Regions from separate parts of the Homo sapiens genome. Here all the other regions are linked to region 2. A link is a contact called in ENCODE Hi-C or POLR2A ChIA-PET data. All regions are on one chromosome and are shown on one strand. Each heading gives the region's core, a stretch centred on a gene start or an enhancer-like site at or near the end of the contact. The rest is flanking DNA. Distances are from core to core; before and after follow the strand shown. Region 1 has its middle 38 kb from the start of GPR37L1. Region 2 holds the start of PTPN7 (protein tyrosine phosphatase non-receptor type 7). Region 3 has its middle 28 kb from the start of ELF3.

What was found. Hi-C counts contacts between places; a loop is a spot of excess contacts on that map. ChIA-PET counts read pairs that join two places held with the same protein, here RNA polymerase II (POLR2A). Pooled maps may share reads with other maps.
Region 1: POLR2A ChIA-PET joins it to region 2 with 11 read pairs in activated CD8-positive, alpha-beta memory T cell. The contact joins the enhancer-like site here to the promoter of PTPN7 in region 2. POLR2A ChIA-PET finds 5 or more read pairs at or near these places in 3 of 52 experiments (OCI-LY7, activated CD8-positive, alpha-beta memory T cell and activated T-cell).
Region 3: a loop to region 2 is called in a pooled map, with 2.8 times the contacts of the local background. The contact joins the enhancer-like site here to the promoter of PTPN7 in region 2. A Hi-C loop is called at or near these places in 3 of 50 pooled maps. POLR2A ChIA-PET finds 5 or more read pairs at or near these places in 4 of 52 experiments (GM12878, WTC11, activated CD4-positive, alpha-beta T cell and 1 more).

What each region holds. Positions count from the first base shown.
Region 1 is chr1:202,083,187-202,086,959 of GRCh38, reverse strand. No RefSeq gene overlaps it. Among named protein-coding and RNA genes, the nearest start is that of GPR37L1, 38 kb to the left of the region's middle. RefSeq lists enhancers at 780-1,539, 1,540-2,299. Within about 2 kb of position 1,724, at least 12 of the 41 ENCODE cell types and tissues checked have a DNase peak (open chromatin) inside an H3K27ac peak, as active enhancers do.
Region 2 is chr1:202,159,352-202,163,737 of GRCh38, reverse strand. It overlaps PTPN7 (protein tyrosine phosphatase non-receptor type 7), which reads left to right and starts at 3,136. Exons shown (of 10, transcript NM_002832.4): 1 at 3,136-3,193; 2 at 4,284-4,386. The coding sequence starts at 4,336. RefSeq lists enhancers at 1-315, 3,846-3,925, 4,186-4,275, 4,376-4,386.
Region 3 is chr1:202,036,778-202,041,018 of GRCh38, reverse strand. No RefSeq gene overlaps it. Among named protein-coding and RNA genes, the nearest start is that of ELF3, 28 kb to the right of the region's middle. Within about 2 kb of position 2,943, at least 2 of the 41 ENCODE cell types and tissues checked have a DNase peak (open chromatin) inside an H3K27ac peak, as active enhancers do.

The DNA of each region.
Region 1 (3,773 bases), core at 475-2,974, 75 kb after region 2:
CCATAGACCCTCCTGCCATTCCCCACCCCAAACTCCAGACCAGCCCCTAAAGAGCTTTTACCCTCACACCCTCTAAACTTACACCTAAAATGGAAACTACCTACTACAGACACAACTGATGGTTACATTAACGTGACTTTGCTAGTCCATGGTCTTCATTAGCATAACTTTATTATTCCAATAGACTCCGCCCAGGTAAAAGACCTGATTGTTCACTAGGGGAACTTCCCACAAAACCATCAAATCTTCAATGGAAGCATCTACTTTGAGCTTGCTTCCTAACATTGTTTGAATCCCTTGTCTCAAAAATCCTGGCCTTGATGTTTGTACCAATTCTTGACTGTGAAATGGCGATCCTTACCCAGTCCTAATCAAAGCCCCTGCACTGCAAGATCCATCTTAAACCAAACTTCCAACAACCTTACCTTCCCCACTTGGAGAGACTGCCAAATCTCTGTCTCCCTCACCAAGGTGAGCAATAAACTGTGCTTTGTGATATCAGTAGATTGTACTAGTGATTTTGAGGAGCTGGCATTTAACACTTTCTACTTACCTTCCCCCTAAAATGAGCCATTCTGGTCTCCACAGGTGCAGCCCCAATAAGATCCCAAACCTGGCCTTCATCCTCCTAAACAGATGTGTTTCTGGAATTTCTCAGGGTCAAGCCAACTCCCTGCACTATGGCTGCCTCTGACTGGGAGGCCAGCCTAGGGCCCAGCCCACGCCTCCTGACATGTGGACAGAAGGAATGGGAGGCAGGGAAGGGGCTGGATTTAACTAACAAATGGATGAGGGGGGCAGAAGCCCTCACCAATCCAGACTTCTCTCCCAAGCAGGAAAGGGGAGCAAAGCAAAGTCCTCACGCTCTCCAACAGTCGGATTTGTTTTGCAAACTCTGAGGTCATCCTATGTTCAGGCCCCAGGGAAACTGTGAGGGCTGGGGGGAGGAGGAGGAGGCAGCTCCACAAGGGACACACACTGCTGCATCCAGACTCACTACCTCGTCCCCATCCCAACGTGCCCCTTCTTCATGCCTACTTCCAAATGCTCTCTAAGTTCTAACTCCCACTCTGCACAGCAAATCCTGCTCCCTACCCTGCTGCCTGTTTGATAGATGTGGAAACCTGCCAATGAGGAGCCAGCCCTTCCCCAAATGTAGGGGGGCACTAGATACCCCAACATCGGCCTCGACAAAGATAAAACTGCATGCATTTTGAGCATGAGGCTGGAGCAATTCAGAAAAAAGCCCCCTTTCACCCCTGTCTGAGGCCCCTGTGCCAGCAGCGGGACATCATTAATGCCCTTTGCCCATCATGGGCAAGCTCAATGGGAGCCAGGCAGCTGCCTCACCCAGCACTGCCCTGCCCCTACCCCCTTCCCTACCCGGGGTGGGGCTGTCCTTCCTCTCCCCGAGTGCCTCCTGGGGCTCGGGTCCCAGGGCTATACAAAGAGTCCTTTGTCTGTGCTGGAAACAATTGTTCTCCCCTTTATGGAAACATGGGCTGTGTCTCATAATCAAGCCTTCAGAGGCTGGATCAAAGTGCACTGCAGCTTGGGTGCTGGGGATTATGTAGTTGCCCTCGAAGCCACTGACAACCTGTCATCTGCTCCTAATCTTTACCTGTTCCAAACCCACTGAGAACACCATTTCTTCCATGGGCTGGGCCTGTGTGAGCCCTTGGAGAGGGAAGGGAGCTGGGGGGGACAGGAGGAGGACCGGGTGGGTCTCCCCCTCCTGGCACCCAGGGCTCAGGTTACAGCCCCTGACAACACAGCATTGGGTGTGAACGTGCAGGGAGGCACTACCTGGTGAGAAAGGGAGGTGCCTGATTTGGCCCAGGGCCACCCCCCATCTCCGGGATCTTCAGTCAAGGGGGGAACCACCCTTCAGACTCACAGGGGCCTCTTCTCCCTATTTGCTTTGGCGTGGAGTGAATCTCTGCCCAGAGACACATGGGACGGGGTCCCTGTTCTGCCCACAGCTCTCTAGCCCTCTGCCTGTCACCACCCAGCCCCTTCCCACCTCGCGATTCCTCCTCCTCCTCCACCTTGTGGCCCTCCCCACCGTCCCCTGCATCGCCCACACAGGAAAGACTGGCTGGCTCCACTCCCACGTGGGCCTTCCCTTCTCCATCAAGCCAACGTAACCAGGCCTGGAGGCTGAAAACATGCAGGCTCCAGACCACAAACTCCTCCTTTGCCTCCAAAAACATATCCACACACCTTTTCCAGAACGCAACAAAAACAAGTCCTAAATCACTCACCTGGAGATTAAAACCAAGTCTGTCCTCCAAGGTTGGAGCCTTTCTGGGCTAGTGCTACAATCGGTGCACAAAAATCACATTATTAGAACTGGACAAGCTCTTAGGGACAAATTTAGGGGCTTGTGAACCTGTTCCTCTCAGTCACACGCAAAGTTTTGTGCACCAACTCATTATTCTGGAGGTATCTATAGATTATGTTGGTATTTCTTTTTTTTTTTTTTTTTTTTTAGACGGGGTTTCGCTCCTGTCGCCCAGGCTGGAGTGCAATGGCACGATCTTGGCTCACCACAACCTCCGCCTCTCCGGTTCAAGTGATTCTCCTGCCTCAGCCTCCCAAGTAGCTGGGACTACAGGCATGCGCCACCACGCCCAGCTAATTTTTGTATTTTTAGTAGAGACGGGGTTTCACCATCTTGGCCACGCTGGCCTCGAATTCCTGACCTCATGATCCACCGGCCTTGGCCTCCCAAAGTGCTAGGATTACAAGCGTGAGCCACCACACCTGGCCTGATTCTGTTAGTATTTCAAACATAATTTAAGAATCGGCCTTGGCCAGGTGTGGTGGCTCACACCTGTAATCCCAGCATTCTGGGAGGCCAAGGCAGGCGGATCACCTGAGGCCAGAGTTCGAGACCAGCCTGGCCAACATGGTGAAACCCTTGTCTCTACTAAAAATACAAAAATTAGCCAGGCGTGGTAGCAGGCGCCTGTAATCCCAGCTACTCAGGAGGCTGAGGCAGGAGAATCACTTGAACCCGGGAGGCGGAGGTTGCAGTGAGCTGAGATCCTGCCACTGCACTCCAGCCTGGGGGACAAGAGGGAGACTTCGTCTCAAAAAAAAAAAAAAAAAAAAAAAAAAAAGAATCGGCCAGGTGCGGTGGCTCATGCCTGTAATTCCAGCACTTTGGGAGGCTGAGGCGGGTGGATCGCCTAAGGTCAGGAGTTCGAGACCAGCCTGGCCAACATGGTGAAAACCCGTCTCTACTAAAAATACAAAAATTCACCCAGCATGGTGGCGCATGCCTGTAATCCCAGCTACTGGGGAGATTGAAGCAGGAGAATTGCTTGAACCTGAGAGACGGAGGTTGCAGTGAGCCAAGATCGTGCCATTACACTCCAGCCTGGGCGACACGAGCGAAACTCCTTCTCAAAAAAAAAAAAAAAAAAAAAAAATCCATGTAGTCCAGTCCATATCCTTTTACAGATGGGGAGACCGAGCCTCCGAGTGAGAAAACTTTTGTTAGGTCTCCTAACCCCCAGGCCACAGACAGATCCCTGCTCTTTCCTGTGTAGCTTGTCTCCCTGCCAGCAATCACCCACAGGGGTTCCTGGCTTTTTGCAAAGATCACCGTTAATTCAAATGTCTGGGAGACCCCGTCCTTCCCCGGAGGAAGCTTACAATCAAGCGGAAGTGGAATACGTAAGAACTGACAAGCCAGTGATGGCTGAAGGTGGCTGACCAGGCACAGTGGCTTACTCCTGTAATCCCAGCACTTTGGGAGGCCTAGA
Region 2 (4,386 bases), core at 1,887-4,386:
AGCTGACTCTCTCCCCAGGATCCTCCCCTTGGATTGTTAAAAGGTGGCAGCCTTTGCCTCTGGGGGCCAACTGCTCCCCAGCAAGGAGCTCCCTACTCCCTAGGGGCTGGCAAAGAGCAACGACTTCTGGGAATTCCAGATGTAATGTCCGCCTTTCCCCGGGCCTGGGCTAGGGAGGGGGGCGCTTCTGACACTTGGGGCAGGGAGCTGCGGCTCACAGCCCTGGAACTGGGAATCACTAGAGGGGAAAACAAGAGAGTCAAGACGTGTGTGGCCAGAGCTTGGGAGGGCTGAGGGCACCCACCACAGCCTCAGATGGGACAAGGCTGACTCTCAAGATGCATCATGCCCTGCACCAGTCCCTCCCCAGCCTGGCCTGGTGGCTTGGGACACCCCTCTTTGTCCTCCCTGGAGTGGACTCTGTCCCACCCGGGATGCTGGGAGACCCCTGGGAGTGACTCCTTCCTGCACTTCCTCAGTGCTCGGCTGGAAGTGCCCCGGCAGCCCGGGTTCAGGGAGAAAGTCAGCAGTGAGGAGGAAGAGGGAGGCTGGTGAGAGGTGAGACCCGGCAGCCATGACCTCCTCACCCTGTGCTGCTCCCAGACCCACTTCCCCAGCCAGCTCCTCCCAGCTCCTCGGTCCTCTGGCTGCTGACTCCCAACCTCTCCTCCGTGAGCAAAGCACACCATGGGCTGACAAGGGAGGTGCTATGATCATCCCCCAGTGGAGGGAGGAAGCTGAGGAGGAGCCTGAGACTCAGCAATTTGCCCAAGGTCACACAGTTAATAAGCTACGTTTAGACTCATTATGCATAGATCTTTCTGATTTCCAACTATTACTATACTTTCTCTGGAGTCGAGGGTGGCTAGAACCTAAATCTCAACCCAGGAACACAAATCGATTCGAGTGATGGAAGTTTGAGAGCTGCTGTGACCTTTTGGCCCCAGGGGTGGGAAGGTTCTGGAGGGGAGAGGGAGTCACGCCCAGGAGCCTTCCAACAGCCCGGATGGGACAGAGTCCACTCCAGAGAGGGCAGAGAGGGGCGTCCCAAGTCACCAGGCCAGGCTGGGGAGGGGGAGGTGCAGGGCGATGACGCATGTCTTGTGCCATCTGAGGTTGCAGTTGGCATCCTCAGCCCTCATGAGCTCTGGCCACACACCTCCATGGATGTCCAGGTATCCCTAAGCACAGGGGAAGAAGGAGTGGGCAGGAGCCAAGGAGTGACTGTCCCCTCTACCCCACATCCACCCAGAGGGAACAGGGGATCTTTGAGAGGTCTTGCCTAATGCTCAGCCACTACCCCCACCCCCAACCCCAACTATCTTCCCCATCGCCTGGCTCCCAGCTTCCTTGCTGTGAAGCTCAGCTTCCAACTGTCCAGCCACTGCTAGGCCTCAGTCTGTGGGGGAAAGGGGTGGGCTCACAGCCAACAGGGCTCAGACCCTGGAAACTTGGGGGGACCAGGCAGACCTGTGTGGGGAGGGCTTTGCCGCTTCCTCCTCCCACCCCTGTGGTGTCCTAGCTTCCTGTTCTTGATAACAATCAGCATAGGCTCAGAGCCGGGCCCTCTTTCCAACCCCCACCTGCCCCCTCCTGTGTCCCCAGGGCCCCCACTACCCACCAGTGGAAACACTGACTGGTGTGGGGGGTGAGGCAGAGGCCAGTCTCCAGGTCACTGCTCGCAAGCATGTTAGGGATTCCCAGGTTCCTGCTTCCCTCCAGTCTGTCCTGAGCACGGGAACCAACCCCTTTCCCAGCCCTAATCGGCCTCCTCCTCAGGGAAACCCACCCACTCCGGAGAGGAACGCAGGCTGCAGGGAAGGAGGTGCCAGGATCAGCTGGCCATGGAGGGGCTCAAAAAAGAGCCAGCCCCTGTCCCCACTGCCAAGAGCAAGGGCGGGTGCTGGGAGGCCTTCTGAGCCTCTGGGGGCTGTTCTTGTTCTTCGTCTCAACCCTCCTCCTCAAGGGGCCAGCAGAAGGCCAGCCCCCTCCCGACCACCCCCTCCGGCATGCCTACCCCCTGTGCCTAGGGTACCTCATTTCTTTTTTGCTGTCACCATTTGACAGCTGAATCAGGGAAGTGGGAGGAAGAAAGAGGACGTGGATTGTGCATGTTGGGGGCCGGGAAGGGAAGGGCGTTTGAAATGTTACAAGGTAAAAGGAGGCGTGCAGCGAGCATGAACCGGCTGGGCTGCTGGCCCGCAAGGAGCCTGCCAAGGTCAGGCAGGGGCAGTGGGCAGAGGAGTCTTGGACTTGGGGGCCACCCTTCAGGTCCCAGGCATCCAGGCACCCCAGCAGCGAAGAGGACATGGGAGTCCCCTGGTGTGAGGGCCAGAGACTGTCCACTGTCTGTAAGTCTTCTAAGTAGATGTCAGGGTTCTGGGAGGAGGCCTGCAGGGGGCTGAGGGCCCAGGGGAAGCCCCTCGGACTCCCTCCCACAAGTGGACTCTGCTATCTGCTTCCTGCTGGGCTGGCCTACACTCAGGCCGTGGGCTGTGGAGAGCTGGGCCGTGGCACAGGCGTGGAGACGACCTTTTTGGCCTGGCCCCGGCCCTTTCCTTCACATTGTGAGGCATGGATTCTTGCTTCTTCTTTTTCCCCACCCCGAGTCTGTGCCACATCTGCTCTGGGAAGATGTGGTCTGTGCTTGGCCATGAATTCCCAAGGCTTGAAGCAGCAAGGGCTTTGAGGGAGAGGGCCTTGAGGGAGAGGGCCTTGAGGGAGAGGGCTGTGGGGCAGAAGCAGAGAAGGAGAAATAAGCCTCCGGCCAAGGTCAGGTTGAGCAGGAGAGCCTTGGGTTCTTTGTGGGACAGCACAGAGCTGGGGGTCAGGCGAGCTGTGCCCAGCAAGTAGGCAGCGGCTGGATGTGACAAAGACCCAGAGGAGAAACACAGAAGAGGGGAGAGGGTCTGGAAGCTGGGGAAAGCAGGATGGTCGGGAAGGCCTGGCCCCTCACCCATTCCCAGGGAACGGGGCCTTGGGCCCCAGAAGGGCACAGGCGGGAGGCAGCCGACCCCTGGTGGCAGCGGCAGCAGGCACAGGAGGGCAGAATGCAGCTGGGGTGTGCGTGGGTGGCAGCAAGGAGGGGCGGAGGGAGGAAGCTGGCTTCCTGGAGCCTTCTCAGCCCTCAAAGACAGACCGACAGACAGACAGACAGCTGGCAAGAGGCAGCCTGGGGGCCACAGCTGCTTCAGTAAGTATCTGAAGGGGGGACTGGGAGTCCTGTGGCCCCGGGGGGTGCGAACTCCGGGGATATAAGAGGGCATCTCTAGGAGGGAGTGCGGGAGGGCGAGTGGGGCGCCACAGTGCCTGGCTGGGGTATGGGTGCTCACAGACCTGATGTCCCCAAGACGGGGGTGAGCAGGGAAGCCACAGGGAGCTACAAGGAGAGCAGAGGCTGAAGGGACCTTTTCTGCTACCAGAGACCCTCGCTCTACCACTCACACCTGTGCCAGGCCCATTCTGTCCCCTCACCTCCGTCCCTGCTGCCTTGGTGATTCAACACCCCCGCCACCTCGCCCACTGTGACCCTGGCTCTGGGAGATAGGGACTGCCCCCAAGAGGAGATGGTCCCACCACCTCCATGCCTCCTGTCTTGCCCCCAGCTGTCGCCTCACCATGCGCTGTCGTTCAAGGGCTTGGTGAGGCCATTTCCTGTGACGGTTACAGAGGCGGGAGACGGGGGGATGGGCAGGAGGAGGAAGGAAACACCTCCAGCCTACCTCCCTGGACAGAGACCCCAGAAGCCAGAAACAGACCTGGGAGTGGAACAGCAGCAGTTAGGAGAGGACCCTGCTGGGGTCCAGGAGCCCGCCTGCCTGGCTGCCCAACCAGCTCCAACACTGCTGGAGGCCTCCATTCTCTGTTCAGGGGAAGGCCCACTGGTTAGCTCAGAGATGGCTTCTGCGTGCTTTCTCCCTTCCGTCCTAGAGAACACATATTTTCTGTTTCCTCCCTTGCCTTCTCCCACTTGGACCTGCTCAGAGCCCTGTGTACTCTGGTGTGTGGCCTCTCTCCCCTCTCTCTTTTCCTCCTTCTGGATTCTTTCCTATCTTCATCCACAATCTCTACCCTTTATCTTGCCGTTACTCTACCCCGAGACTGCCTTCTGCCCTGGGTCCCACCAAATAGATCCTGTCCTTCCCTTAGTGAAAATGAGGCCACCTCTTGGGGAACAGAAGACGCCCCAGTGAAAACAGAGTGCAAACCTGGCCTGGCATGGGAGCCTCCTTCTGGCCAATCAGGCAGGCCAGAGAACAGCAGCGGAGGGCCCTGTCTTTCAGGCAGACCTCATGGCTGAGTGAGCCTCCCCTGGGCCCAGCACCCCACCTCAGCATGGTCCAAGCCCATGGGGGGCGCTCCAGAGCACAGCCGTTGACCTTGTCT
Region 3 (4,241 bases), core at 1,694-4,193, 120 kb after region 2:
CCCATCTCTATTAAAAATAAAAAAAAAAATTAGCCAGGTGTGGTGGTGGGTGCCTGTAGTCCGAGCTACTCAGGAGGCTGAGGCAGGAGAATGGCGTGATCCCGGGAGGCGGAGCTTGCAGTGAGCCGAGATCACGCCACTGCACTCTAGCCTGGGCAACAGAGTGAGACTCTGTCTCAAAAAAAAAAAAAAAAAAAAAAGAAGAGTGTGTTAACATTGTGCAGAGTCAGCACAGGTTAGGTTAAGTAGGCACAGAATTCACCGAAGTGTGAAAAAAGTGAAAGAAGGTCGGGCGCGGTGGTTTACGCCTGTAATCCCAGCTCTTTCGGAGGCCGAGGCGGGCGGATCACGAGGTCAGGAGTTTGAGACCAGCCTGGTCAACATAGGGAAAACTCGTCTCTACTAAAAATGCAAAAAAGTAGCCGGGCGTGGTGGTGGGCGCCTGTAATCCCTGCTACTTGGGAGGCTGAGGCAGGAGAATCACTTGAACCCGGGAGGCAGAGGTTGCAGTGAGCCGAGATCACACCATTGCACTCCAGCTCGGGGCGACAGTGGGAGACTCCATCTCAAAAAAAAAAAAAAAAGTGACAGAAGAAATACTGCATTGTAGCTGGGCACGGTGGCTTACGCCTGTAATCCCAGCACTTTGGGAGGCCGAGGCAGGCGGATCACAAGGTCAGGAGATCGAGACCATTCTGGCTAACACGGTGAAACCCTGTCTCTACTAAAAATACAAAAAATTAGCCGGGCGTGGCGGCAGGCGCCTGTAGTCCCAGCTGCTGGGGAGGCTGAGGCAGGAGAATGGCGTGAACCCGGGAGGCGGAGCTTGCAGTGAGCCGAGATCACGCCACTGCACTCCAGCCTGGGTGACAGAGCAAGACTCCGTCTCAAAAAAAAAAAAAAAAAAAAAAGAAGGAATACTGCATTGTTGAATAAGATACTCAAATGCAGTCTTAACATTTAAGGTGGCTGATGCCCAAAATAGGCAAGTCAAGAAAGGTGATTTGGATTTGGAGGTGATTTTGCACCTGGAAGGAATTCTCTTCCCATGACCTTATGAGTATTGTGGAGCATGTCTTCATCCTTAAGGTCAATGATGCATCAGATACCAGATGGTTTCGTTTCTCAGCTGTGGTCCAAAGAGAGGGTTGAGTTGGGCCAGAGTTGCCAGAATTGCAATCGGCCAAGTTTGCTGCTTTATGATCAAGGATATTACAAAGGATACAGACAGAGAGATGTGTAGGGCAAGGCATGTGGGAAGGGGCATGGAGCTTCTACACCCTCCCTGGGCACACCACCCTCTGGGAACCTCCATGTATTCAGCTGTCTGGAAGATCCCATTTTATTTATTTATTTATTTATTTATTTTGAGACAGAGTCTCGCTCTGTCACCCAGGCTGGAGTGCAGTGGTGCGGTCTTGGCTCACTTCAAGCTCCACCTCCAGGGTTCACGCCATTCTTCTGCCTCAGCCTCCAATGTAGCTGGGACTACAGGCACCCGCCACCATGCCCAGCTAATTTTTTGTATTTTTAGTAAAGACAAGGTTTCACCATGTTAGTCAGGATGGTGTCGATCTCCTGACCTCGTGATCTGCCTGCCTCGGCCTCCCAAAGTGCTGGGATTACAGGCGTGAGCCACCACGCCTGGCTGTAGGTCCCATTTTAAAAAAACAGTTCTGTGGCATTAAAGTATATTCACATTGTGGAGGCTGAGCACGGTGACTCACACCTGTAATCCCAGCACTTTGCAGGGCTGAGAATCACTTGAACCCAGGAGTTTGAGACCAGCCTGGGCAACAAAGGGAGATCTCATCACTATACAAAAGCTAAAAATTATCTGGGTGTGGTGGTGCATGCCTGTAGTCCCAACTACTTGGGAGGCTGAGGTCAAAGGTCACTTGAGCCCAGGAGATTGAGGGTGGGGTGAGCCATACCACTGCACTCCAGCCTGGTCAAGACACTGCATCTTAATAATAATAATAAAAAAAGGATAGCCACATTGTGGTTCAGCCATTTCCACCACCCATCTTCAGAACATTTTCATCTTCCCTAACTGCAACTCTGTACCCATTAAACACTAGCTCCCCATTCTTGCCTCGCCACATCCCCTCCTAACAGCTCCTACCAACCACCATTCTACTTTCTGTCTCTGTAAATTTGCCTATTCTAGGTATCACATAGAATAATTGTTCTTTCATGTCTGACTTGTTTCACTTATGATGTAAAGGGGAGTCTATTTAAAGAGAAAACATCAGGCTAGGTGCAGTGGCTCATGCCTGTAATCCCAACACTTTGGGAGGCCAAAGTGGGTGGATCACTTGAGGTCAGGAGTTCAAGACCAGCCTGGCCAACATGGCAAAACCCTGTCTCTATTTAAAATACAAAAACTAGCTAAGTGTGGTGGCGCACACCTGTAATCCCAGCTACTTGGGAGGCTGAGACAGGAGAATCACTTGAACCCAGGAGGAGGAGTTTGCAGTGAGCCAAGATTGTGCCACTGCACTCCAGCCTGGGCAACAGAGCAAGACTCCATCTCAAAAAAATACAAATAAATAAATAGAAAACATTAAAATATATTAGAATTTAGGATGTCTGCAGATGTGGCAATGGTACAGGGTGACTAAAGATGGAAATTCAACAGGCTGTGAGAACAGAGGACTTCTCCCTCATCTCTGTCTGTGGGGATAACTAGATCTGCTAATCTGTGAAATTCAGGACACACGTTGGGAACAGGAGAAAGAGGAGGTGGAAAAGGGGTCAAATGCAAGCTCCCCATCCAAAGAACCAAGCAGGTGCCACTGAGCTCTCCTGGGAGCCTTAGTGCTCCCAGGCCTTTGACACAGGGCTAGCCATCTGCTCTGTACACACCTGACAAACAGCTGATAGGTGGCCCATCTGTGGGCTGCATTAGAAGCCTGCTGGTGCCATTTTCTCACACTTATCTGACTGGTGTGGGAAAATGGCACCAGCAGGCTTGGAATGTGCCCAAACAAAGCCATCCAAGGGACCTCGTACTGTTGTGGATCCATATACATCCCAGAAACCAAGTAGAACCCAATGACTAGATGTCCCATATCTGAAGGTTCTGAGTCAGCAGCAGTGATAATACTTAGGGCAGGATCTGTGCAGTGAAAAGACTGAGATTGGGAAATCCCCAGGGACTTGGGCTGAAAACAAAGCCATTTCCAGAACAGAGAGGGAGCCAATCTCCCTGGAGGACTGAGGTCCTTGCAGAGAATCCTCACTCAAGGTTGCAGTAGGCAGACTCCTCATATTAGTCCGTTTTCGCACTGCTGATAAAGACATACCCGAGACCGGGAAGAAAGAGAGGTTTAATTGGACTTACAGTTCCATATGGCTGGGGAGGCCTCAGAATCATGGTGGGAAATGAAAGGCACTTCTTACATGGCAGCAGCAAGGGAATATGGGAAAGAAGCAAAAGCAGAAACCCCTGATAAACCCATCAGATCTTGTGAGACTTATTCACTATCCCGAAAATAGCACAGGAAAGACGGGCCCCCATGATTCAATTACCTCCTCCTAGGCCCCTCCCACAACACATGGGAATTCTAGGAGATACAATTCAAGTTCAGATTTGGGTGGGGACACGGCAAACCATATCACTCCTACCACTATGGTCTCTAGGCACAATGATCCAGAAATACTGGGATGTGAGATTTCTCTCCAAGGAGCACGTTCATTGCCAGGGATGGGCCCTCGTGCTGAGTGGCCCTGTGTGCCCCAGGCCTGTGGAAGGTGCTACTGCTCCATCTGTGCCTTGGATACCTCCATGCAGCCCAGCCCTGCAAACCAATTGATTATCCTTCCTGATTCAGTTGATCTCTAACTAGCAGCCAGGCCTCACTCAATGGTGCGGTTCACTGGATGTCATCTGCTAATCTCACACGCTATAAAGCCTTGAGAGAAGGGATCACTCTGTTCTCTTCCCACTTTGTACCTTCAGTATCTAGCACAGTACTCCATAGATAATAGTAGCTCGTTAAATATTTGTGAATAAATCAGTATATACATGATCATCAATCCTGATGTGTTTTATTGAATGTCTTTCTTTTATAGTTTTTTTGTTTGTTTTTTTGAGACAGGATCTCCCTCCCTCACCTAGGTTACAGTATAGTGGCGAAATCGTGGCTCCCTGCAGCCTCAACCTCCCAGGTTCAAGCGGTCCTCGCACCTCAGCCTCCTGAGTAGCTGAGACAACAGGTATGCACTACCATGCCAGG